3 separate regions of the Homo sapiens genome follow, and regions 2 and 3 are each linked to region 1. The links are chromatin contacts, found by Hi-C or POLR2A ChIA-PET in ENCODE. All regions are on one chromosome and are shown on one strand. Each heading gives the region's core, a stretch centred on a gene start or an enhancer-like site at or near the end of the contact. The rest is flanking DNA. Distances are from core to core; before and after follow the strand shown. Region 1 holds the start of RBM17 (RNA binding motif protein 17). Region 2 overlaps LOC107984199 (a long non-coding RNA gene). Region 3 holds the start of ASB13 (ankyrin repeat and SOCS box containing 13).

Region 1 (3,143 bases), core at 442-2,941:
ACAGAACTTCCTTCACTATTGACTATTATGAAAGGTTTGAGAGATGACTAGCCTGGGATCATCTGTTCCCTGCTGGGAGGAGGTCTGAAAAATTCATAGGCAGGGGAGAATGGGAAGGTAAGTTAAAACAAACCAGGTAAAAAGAAATCCACTTTAAATAAAGCTGCATTTGGAAGTGTACAACAATTCTCTCAAGAGCCTCCAGAAAGGCTGCCTTTGGTTCCGCAGAGCTCCACAACCGCACAACCTGCTCTGTTATAAACTGGACAGCACGCAGCACCTTGCTTAACTAACTCTAAAAATAAAGCCCTCTCGTTTAGCTCACTAAACTGTTACCCCATATTCCCTAAAAGCTGTCATTACGATCAAAATGTCTGCAGCCTTTACAACTAAAAATGTGGAAACTTGTGTTGCATCCTTTTAAAAACTCCATCTGCTGCGGGGAGCCAGTGCACATCTACCCATCTATTTGAGTATATGCGAATCTTGCCCTTATCTAGAATATCCTATTTCCCATCCATATGCCTGGCTCTAGCAAAATAAGGACCCTCAATGGCGCTTCTTTACTGCTTCTCAAGAAACCTCCATGTTCTGACCTGACTACTCCTGGAAACACAGCAGCCCCTCCTCAAACCTTTCTTTCTGCCTAACCTGCAGCTTCCAGAACGCACTACGGGGCTTCGCTTCTGCTACTTTCGCACTTACTTCCTCCGCCGGCAGCCTTTTTCCCACCTCTCACATCTAACAACGTACCTTCAAGACTCAACATAAGCATGACCTCCTCTCTCAAGAGAGGTCCTTCCAGACCCCACTTGCGTTTCTCAAATCAACCCGGGCCTGGGTTTTCACGCCTGCTTTCCCAGAAACCAAACTCCTGCAAGCAGGGGCAGAACCTCATTCCACCTGCATTCTCCGATCATTACACATTCTCGGGGCAAGAGGCGAAGCTCAAAGACTGCCTGGGGTCGGACGTGAGCGCTGAAACACCGCTCAAACTGCACGAGCCGAGGCGACGCCGGGGTTAGGGCTGCATTCCTGTCCCGGGCAGCTCCGGAGTCTGAGAAACGCCAACGTCTGCACTCCCAGTTCTGAGACCCCGGGAGGAACCGGCTCCGAGCCCCAGAGAGGGGCAACCGTGCAGGGCCAGGGGGGACACGCTACGGGCTACTCGGTTCTGGTGACCAGACAATTTCGTCAGGATGCGGTGCACGAGACGGAGAAGAAACGCTCTTCAGCACCAAACAGCCCGAGGCAGACATGAGGAGGAGGAGGAGGAAGGGAAGAGGGAGAAGGTCAGGGCCAGGGTCACCAGAGGCGGCGGCGGGCGGAGGGTACCGGGCCGCAGCCGCGTGGAGAGACCAGCGCCCGCCGCGGGGACTGAGACCCTCGGAGGCTCCGGCTGCGCTGGCCCGGCCTCCGCCCCTCGCGACGGGCCTAAAGCCGCGGGCTTGCGTCTAGCGCCTCCCGGGAAGGCGCGCCCGCCTCAGGTCCCGCCAGGCCACCCACCCGGGGCCGCCGGGGCGCCACTTACCCGGCCCGCCCGGCCGACTCTGCCCATGAGCCGCGCCGGCGGCAGAGCGGAGCCGGGCGGCACTCCGCGGAAACCCGCCAGCGGCAGGAGGCCTCGGCGGCGCCCACCCTTCGCTGAGTCCTCAGGGCGCTCGGCGGCGCGGGGTCAGGGAGCGCGGGCTGCCGGGAGAGCGCGCCCGCGCCTGCGCCCCGCCTGCGCCTGCGCCTGCTTCGGCCTCTGCGCCTGCGCCGAGGGCGCCTTGCCGCACTGCCCCCTGCCCGCGGGAGGACCGCACTGCACGCTCCCCTCCGCCGGCGTCTTCTTACCATCAAGAGGTGTCGCCCTGGCGCACATTTTCGAAATTCCACAAGGCTTGGGGAGCGCGGCAGCGCCCCCAGATGGTGAGGAGGAGAAGTGGTCCGAGGCCGGGCTTTCTGATAGGGGAGGTGGGGGAAGTCCCTCCAGGCCCCTCGATCTCATTCATTCAAAGCCACTCCTATATAAGCAAAAAGTTGAAAATAAGTCTGCATAGGCCAGATGCTGCAAAAGGATGGCAAGGAGCACGAGGTTAAGCGTAAGATTATGGAAACAGATGCCGCGATTAGGGGTACAGAAAAGAATGTCAATGCTATAAAGCCTCGGTCTTTAAAAACGACGTCGCTGACAGAAGCAGGGAGGGAAAGGGAAAGTGGGACTTCGGGTAAATATGATTTTTACATCTGTAATTAATTGGGTGTCAAATAGAGTTCAAGCCGATAAATCAAATAGTAGAGATTTAAGCAGACGTCTTAGTCCGAAGGAGTATACCAAGAAAGTTACTATAATCCATTAAAATCCAGTCATTAAGAAAACGGGAAAAGGGGGAAAAAAGAAATACAGTGGAGAGACAAAAGACAATCTAAAGAAATAGAGGATTAAGGACGTCATGGGATGGTATGATTCTGAGGGTAACCCAGAACAAAACTACAAAGCTTTCAAATAATCCACACATACATGCACCCACACATACATGCATGCACACACACACACACACACACAAAACCACAGCAAAAAAAATATATATATAGGGAAATATTTTAAAAAGTTACAAAACAGAAAGCGTAACCAAACTATATGACAGAACAAGACCAAATGTCTCACAAGAAGAAATATAGACCTAAGCTTACCTACTAAAAAACTACAATCTCAGATAGGAGCACAAACCATCATGCAACTCAGTGTTGTATACAAGAAAGTGCTAACGTTATTCTGAGTTTGAAAATACAAGATTGGAAAAGATATACCAGGAATATGCAAAAAAATTAAAAAAATCAGGAATCACAAACCGCTTACTACAAAGTTGATTTCAGGGCAAAAAGCATTAAGTAAGATTAAGAAGGACATTTTATAATCTTGAGGAGCACAATTCACAATCAAGAAAAAAATAGGAAAAATAGGAAAATCTTTGCACCAAATCACATAATCTCATTATTCATAGCAAACACTGTAGGAGTGAGTGAATAGACAGAAATAATTGGCACACTCCTTGCCAGACGAAGAGTACAAAAAGTAAATGGGGATTGAGAAGACCTAAAAATACAATTCCTATGATAGATCTAATATATCAAACACTGTCCCCTAAATAGACATTACA
Region 2 (3,143 bases), core at 481-2,980, 460 kb after region 1:
TGGAGTGCAGTGGCTATTCACGGGAGTGATCCCGCTACTGATCATTATGGGTGTTTAGACTTGCTCCATTTCCAATCTGGGCTGGTTCACCCCTCCCTAGGCAACCTGGCAGTCCCTTGATCCTGCGAGGTCACCATATGGATGCCAAACTTAGTGTGGACCCCTGATCTGTGTAGTGTACCACAGCTTGGAACTTCTGGACTCAAGCAATCCTCCTGCCTCAGCCTCCTGAGTAGCTGGTATTACAGGTGTCAGCCACTGGCTATCTATCTGTCCATCAATCATCTATTTATCTGTTTATTATCTATTGATCTATCATTGATCATCTGTTTATATATCTATCATCAATCAATCAATATATCTGTCTCTTGAGCTATCATCCATCTATTGATCTATCATTGATCTATTATTTAATGGGCACGTGTTGAATGTCTAATACATGGCTCTGAACTGAGTCTCGGGAAGGGAAATGCAAAGATCTTGGCTTCCCTTTAAGACCCTCCCATTTAGGAGAGGATAAAAGATGCATCAGCTTTATCAACATCGTCTCAACAGAAGCCAGAATGGAGTGAATGCCACACAAGAGGAAAACAGTGCTTGAGAATTCGTTGTTTTTAAAAAATGCATCATGGAGAAAGGGAATCTGAGCTCTGTATCTCCAGTCAAGGAATGATATGAACCGAAACACACATGTTCTGGAAAATTGATCAGATTGTGGCGTGTGGTGTAAACAGGCAGCTGGCAGAGCTGGAGGCCAGATATGGAGTTGGGAGAGGCGGTGAGAGAGGAATGTGAAAGCCAGGCCGTGCCTGCCAGTGCAGAGATGGACTGGACCGGACTGGGTGCCCAGGTGGATGAAGCCTGGGTGGGCGTTCAATAGCTGGGACACAATCTTTTCTCTTCAAATAGAACACCTATCAAGGGAGATCTCAGCATCAGGTGCCCCAGCCTGAGCAGTGCTTGCTGAAGGTGTGTGGAGCAGCAATGGTTGGTTGTCTCAGCGGACACAGGGGCTGTCATGTCTTTATCCTCCAGGCCTTGGAATGATGCTATTTGCTATGTGACATTTGAATCTCTGGAGCACTGACCTCGAGCCACCATGTGGTCTATTTAAATTGTGTGTTACTTGGCTATGGCTGCCATAACAAAAGACCACAGATTGGGGGCCTTAAACAATAGAAATACATTTTCCCCAAGTTCTAGAGGCTGGAAATCCAAGATCAAACTGTCAGCAGGTTTGGTTTCCCCTGAGGCCTCTCTCCTTGATGTACAAACCACCTTCTTTCTCATGGTGTCTTCACGCGGTCTCTCCTCCGCGTGTGCGCATCCTGGGTGTCTCTTCCTCTTCTTATAAGGAACCAGACCTATTTGGTTTAGGGCCTCAGTCTTATGACCTCATGTAACCTTAATTACACCCTCGAAGGCCCCAACTCCAAATACAGTCACATTGAGGGGTAGGGCGTCCACATATGAATTTGGGTGAGGGACACAAGTTAGTCCATACCATACGGCTACTTGGTATATTTCTTTTATCCTATAAGCTTCTAAAGACCAGGGGCCATGTTGTATTCACTTTCCACAGTGTCTGACACAGAGATAATCCCCATATACTGGTTGAATTAATTGGCTGCAGGATGAAGCCAGAGATACAGGGCTGCTGCCTCCAGCTGCCCAGGCTGTGCACTGCAGAGCTCCACCTAGAGGACGCCGTGAATATTGCTGCTTGGGGTTGTGTAGGGCTATGTTCTGCTGGTTGGCGATGATTTGGAATGTGTCTTTTTTCTTAATTTTCTAAACGTTGCCATGTTCTGCTTCCACAGCTGTGTAAACTCTGAGTGCCTCGAGTGTAAACAGTATTATATCTATTAGTCTGTGAGTAACAGAAACGTTATGTTAAACACAAGAAACCTCATGTCAAACACAAGAGGATTTTTTTTTTTTTTTTTTTTTTTTTTTTTTTTTACATAATAAGTCTGGAGATAGGCAGTTACTGCCTGTGGTTTAGAGCAGAGGTTTATAATTTTTTTTTTCTGATAGTCAATATTTTTAGCATTGTGGGCCAAGTGGTCTCGGTTACAACCACTCCCCTTTGTCATAGACAGGGCAAAATTAGCTCCAGACAAATAAATGAGCATGACTGTGTTCCAACAAAACTATTTACTAAAACAAGTAGTGGGCCAGATTTGACTCATGGGCTGTAGTTTGACAGCCCTCATGTATACCACAGCCAAAGCTTTTGCAGTTTTTTTGATCTTTTGACCATGGGACCCTCATGGTCCCAAGATGGCTGCTACAGCTCTGGTCATCATGTCTATCTTCCAGGCAGGAAGAAAATGGAAAGAGCTTGGCAAAAGGAGTGTCTGCCAGCCAAGCAAGCCTTGTGTATTTTTTTTTGATGTGTTTGTTTTACTTTGGGCACAGTGCCATCCCAAGCAATATAAGGTTTCTCTTACTGAGGAAGAACAGAAGAATAGACAGTAAGTAGCACCACTCAGCCCCTAGCACCACCACTTTAAAAAAAAATCCTCCAACTCCTAGAGTAGTACTGTGCTGAGCACACTGCAGGAAATCCATGAATAACGGCTTCTCGTTTCCTCTCATACTTGTTTCTGGTCACCTCTGGTCTCTTCACTTCATTATTAAATCCTTAGAGAGGACTACAACCTTCGCAGTCTAACTTTGTAAAAAGATGACTCAAATTTTCCGATTCTTGGTAAAAAAAAAACCACACACACCTCAACAGCTCCTTTCATGCTATATAGATTTCCAGGCAGGGAACAAAAGACAGAAAGAGACGGGAAGGCAGAAAGGAGACTATTATGCATTGCTGGCTCAGCAGTAATTGTTGGCAGCTTTCGGAGAGTCGGGAGGTGAGGGCTCAGGCGGCTTTGGGGCGTGATTGATGGGTTATGATGGGGACCAGGAGGCATCTGTCCTGTGTGTTTGAGGATTTGGGGAAGCAGATCCTGTGGTGCGTCTCAAGCATGCATTCTGATGCTGCCTCCTCCAGGAGTATTTTAGGAGAAGGCAGGGATTCTCCGCAAAACTCAGGCTCTGCTCTGTTTTCCATGAGTGTTTCCAAATCCCAGAGCTCAGACCCTGATGAAACTCTTTCAGTCTTGTGAGGCGTGGGGTGTGGCAGA
Region 3 (3,143 bases), core at 1-2,500, 420 kb after region 1:
CAGTGCAAATGGCTTGAAATTCCATTCCCAGGCCTGGGGCTCCACATTTCCAGGGGCTCTGCTTTCCAAAAGATATGGTTCAATGTCCCCTAGGTATAGTGCCTTCGGTCTGGACTGCAGATGGAGACCTGGGTCATCCCAGAAGCTTTGTAGTGTGAGAGATCAAACTGGCTGCTCTGCCAGGCCTCACCTATTTCCAGACTGGATGATTCCTGATACTTTTACTTTTGAGCCCAAACTAACTTCTGCATGGAGGTTCAGTACAGGTCAGGTGAGTGACGAATCTCCTGACAGGGCTACAGTGAACTTTCACAAGGTTAAACCTTCTAAACTTGGGAAGCTGCTTTGCAAAAATAAATAAATAAAATAAAAATCCCTTACTCAATTGTTGACTGGGTATTATTCCGGAAACAGGAAACAGGTTTTTCATTTCTGCCAGGTTGTGCCCCAGCTTCCATTTGCTAAGCAGCTTAGGGGAACATTGGATTAAAAACCACCCGTAAAGAAAAGGCATTAAGAAATTGATTTGAACGATTTGAAATTATTATCTTGAAAGATCAAAGAAACAGTGATTATGAACACCGGCTCTGGTGGGAAGCGGTTCTTGAAAGTTAAAGCATGGGGGAACTCGAGTACTCTGGAGCATCATCAGCATCTGTACAATGCAAGTGAACTCTGGAAGCTAGACGCATGCTTTGCACGTGGACACAGACACATGCTTGCACAGGACACATTTGCAATACATACATGTTTATACATGGACACATGTTTTGCACACGCTTGCACAGGACACGCTTGCACAGGACACATGCACAGGATGCATGTTTTGTACAGGACACATGTTTTGCACATGGAAACACATATCCATGCTTTGCAAAGGGACACAGGGAAGCATGCTTACAATGGATACAAGTTTACACACGGACGCATGTTTTGCACAGGACATATGCACAGGATGCATGTTTTGCACACGGACACACACGTTTACATAGGACAAGTGCACAGGACACGTTTTGCACCGGACGTATTCTGTGCACGGGACGCACGGTTTGCAGATGCAAGCACACACACTCCTCGGCGCGACGGGCGAAGCGGGGTGGGCAGCGACAGCGGAGTCCGGACCCAGGGACAGCGCCTCCGGGAACCTCGCCAAGGCGGCGGGAACTACAACTCCCGGCTCGGTCGCCTCGGGACGACGCGCGGCCCAGCGCAGACTGGCCCCGCCCAGCGGCCCCGCGCGGCCCGGCCCAGGTCCCGGCGCCCAGAGTCGCCGCGCGGCCGCCGGTGAGCCGCATGGAGCCCCGGGCGGCGGACGGCTGCTTCCTGGGCGACGTGGGTACGTGCGGGCGCCGCGGAGGTCAGAGCGAGGCAGCGGCGCCGGCTCCTGAGGCCGGCCGCGTATCCGATGGCCTGCGCCGGGGAGGTGGTGGCGCGCCCCGCGCTGGCTCCGTGGGCGGGGGCGTTTGGCGGGGTGGGCCGCGGTGAAAGCAGGGTCCCAGTGGTGCCGCGCATCCCAGACGGGCTCTCATGTCTGGTGCCTTGTCCCAGGCCAGCGCACTGCGGGGTTGCAGTCCGTGCGGCTCGCCAGGTGTGGGGTTTCGCAACCGCAAACCCACCGAGCGCCGCGCGCCCTGGGGAAGGTGCGGGACGCGTGCGGGGCCGTTGCCCAGTGGCGGGGGAGAGCCTGGGAAACGCCCACGGTGCTCCCTCTCGGGGAAGCCAGGCGCGAGCCCACGGTAAGAGCTAAACCCCCCTCCACTGGCGCGGGTGAGGCCGTGGCGCAGTGTCCGAGCATCCTGCAGAGGCGTCCGCGTGACCCCGACTCCGCTCCAGTGAAGGTGGCCTTGGGGCACCCCGGCACACTCCGAAAAGTGCCATCCCAGTTCGCAGCCTACTTTACCAAAATCCGAGCAGCCCAAGAATGAAATGGATTTGAGGGAAGGACACTCTTTGGGGAAGCAAATTTTTTTGCTGCCTATGAAGCAATAATATGGTCACTGAAATGAGCGACGGAAGCACTATGAAAGCCTAAAAAGAAAAAAAAAATCTAAAGCATATTCATCCTGGTAAAAACAGTAGTGCACCTAAGAGGGAAAAGTCTTAAGGGTAAATTTAGCTGAAGAGGAAGTTGCAGTCATAGCAAGGCAAAGATATTTTAATTGACTTTGCAAAATAACCACCTTTGACATGATCAAAGGTATCTAATAAGCATGTGTTTTTACTTGGCATTCCAGTCCAGGCAAGCACAAGACTTTGACCCTGACACTGTGATCTGCATTTGATTAGCTTAATTGAGTAAGCAGTGAATAGCTAACGGCAGAAGCTTATTTAAACACATATTTTAATATTTCTGTTCATGGCATCACTTCTGAGCATGTCTTCTGCATCGTTTGTTATGGAATGCATCTGTAGAAGAAAGGCACATTTTAAACTAATGAATCCGCAACTTTTGAGGTTCACTGGTATTTTTGACATTGTCATTTTTTATTTAATATATTTCTCCCCAAATAAGTTCTGCTGATGTTTTTTATTCCCAGTGTAATGAATAAGCTGAATGTGTTGGATCCAAAACAATACTGCCATTCCAGCAGCACCAGAGGCGAACCGTAGGAGCTTTAGACAATTTTAACATTCTGACCTCAAATTCTGGATGTGTGGTGTACCGCGACCAAAACATTTAGGTTTTGGGCTGTTGCGCAGTCTCTCATGCCTGTAATGCCAGCACTTTGGGAGGCCGAGGCAGGTGGATCACTTGAAGTCAGGAGTTCGAGACCAGCCTGGCCAACATGGCGAAACCCCGTCTCTACTAAAAATACAAAAATTAGCCGAGCATTGTGGCGGGTGCCTGTAGTTCCAGCTACTTGGGAGACTGAGGCAGAAGAATCACTCGAACCTGGAAGGCAGAGGTTGCAGTAAGCCGAGATTGGGCCATTGCACTCCAGCCTGGGTGACAAGAGCAAAACTCTGTCTCAAAATAAATAAATAAAAATACAAAAATTAGCCAAGCATAGTGGCGGGCACCTGTAATCTCAGCTACTGGGGAGGCTGAGGCAGGAGAATCACTTGAACCTGATAGGCAGAGGTTGTAGTGAGCTGAGATCATGCCATTGCACTCCAGCCTGGGCGACAGAGTGAGACTCCGT

What was found. A loop is a pair of places that touch in the nucleus more often than their neighbours do. ChIA-PET counts read pairs that join two places held with the same protein, here RNA polymerase II (POLR2A). Pooled maps may share reads with other maps.
Region 2: a pooled map shows a loop between it and region 1 (8-fold over the local background). The contact joins the enhancer-like site here to the promoter of RBM17 in region 1. A Hi-C loop is called at or near these places in 1 of 37 single-sample maps with no recorded cell type and 8 of 50 pooled maps. POLR2A ChIA-PET finds 5 or more read pairs at or near these places in 1 of 52 experiments (GM12878).
Region 3: a loop to region 1 is called in a map with no recorded cell type, with 3 times the contacts of the local background. The contact joins the promoter of ASB13 here to the promoter of RBM17 in region 1. A Hi-C loop is called at or near these places in 1 of 37 single-sample maps with no recorded cell type.

The regions. Positions count from the first base shown.
Region 1 is chr10:6,087,582-6,090,724 of GRCh38, reverse strand. It overlaps RBM17 (RNA binding motif protein 17), which reads right to left and starts at 1,691. Exons shown (of 12, transcript NM_032905.5): 1 at 1,532-1,691. RefSeq lists silencers at 960-1,019, 1,290-1,379, 1,390-1,829 and enhancers at 195-1,033, 1,990-2,039.
Region 2 is chr10:5,628,583-5,631,725 of GRCh38, reverse strand. All of the region lies in intron 1 of LOC107984199 (a long non-coding RNA gene), which reads left to right. It also overlaps the pseudogene RN7SL445P. Among named protein-coding and RNA genes, the nearest start is that of LINC02677, 12 kb to the right of the region's middle. Within about 2 kb of position 1,730, at least 9 of the 41 ENCODE cell types and tissues checked have a DNase peak (open chromatin) inside an H3K27ac peak, as active enhancers do.
Region 3 is chr10:5,664,702-5,667,844 of GRCh38, reverse strand. It overlaps ASB13 (ankyrin repeat and SOCS box containing 13), which reads left to right and starts at 1,250. Exons shown (of 6, transcript NM_024701.4): 1 at 1,250-1,336. The coding sequence starts at 1,294. RefSeq lists silencers at 1,247-1,316, 1,617-1,666.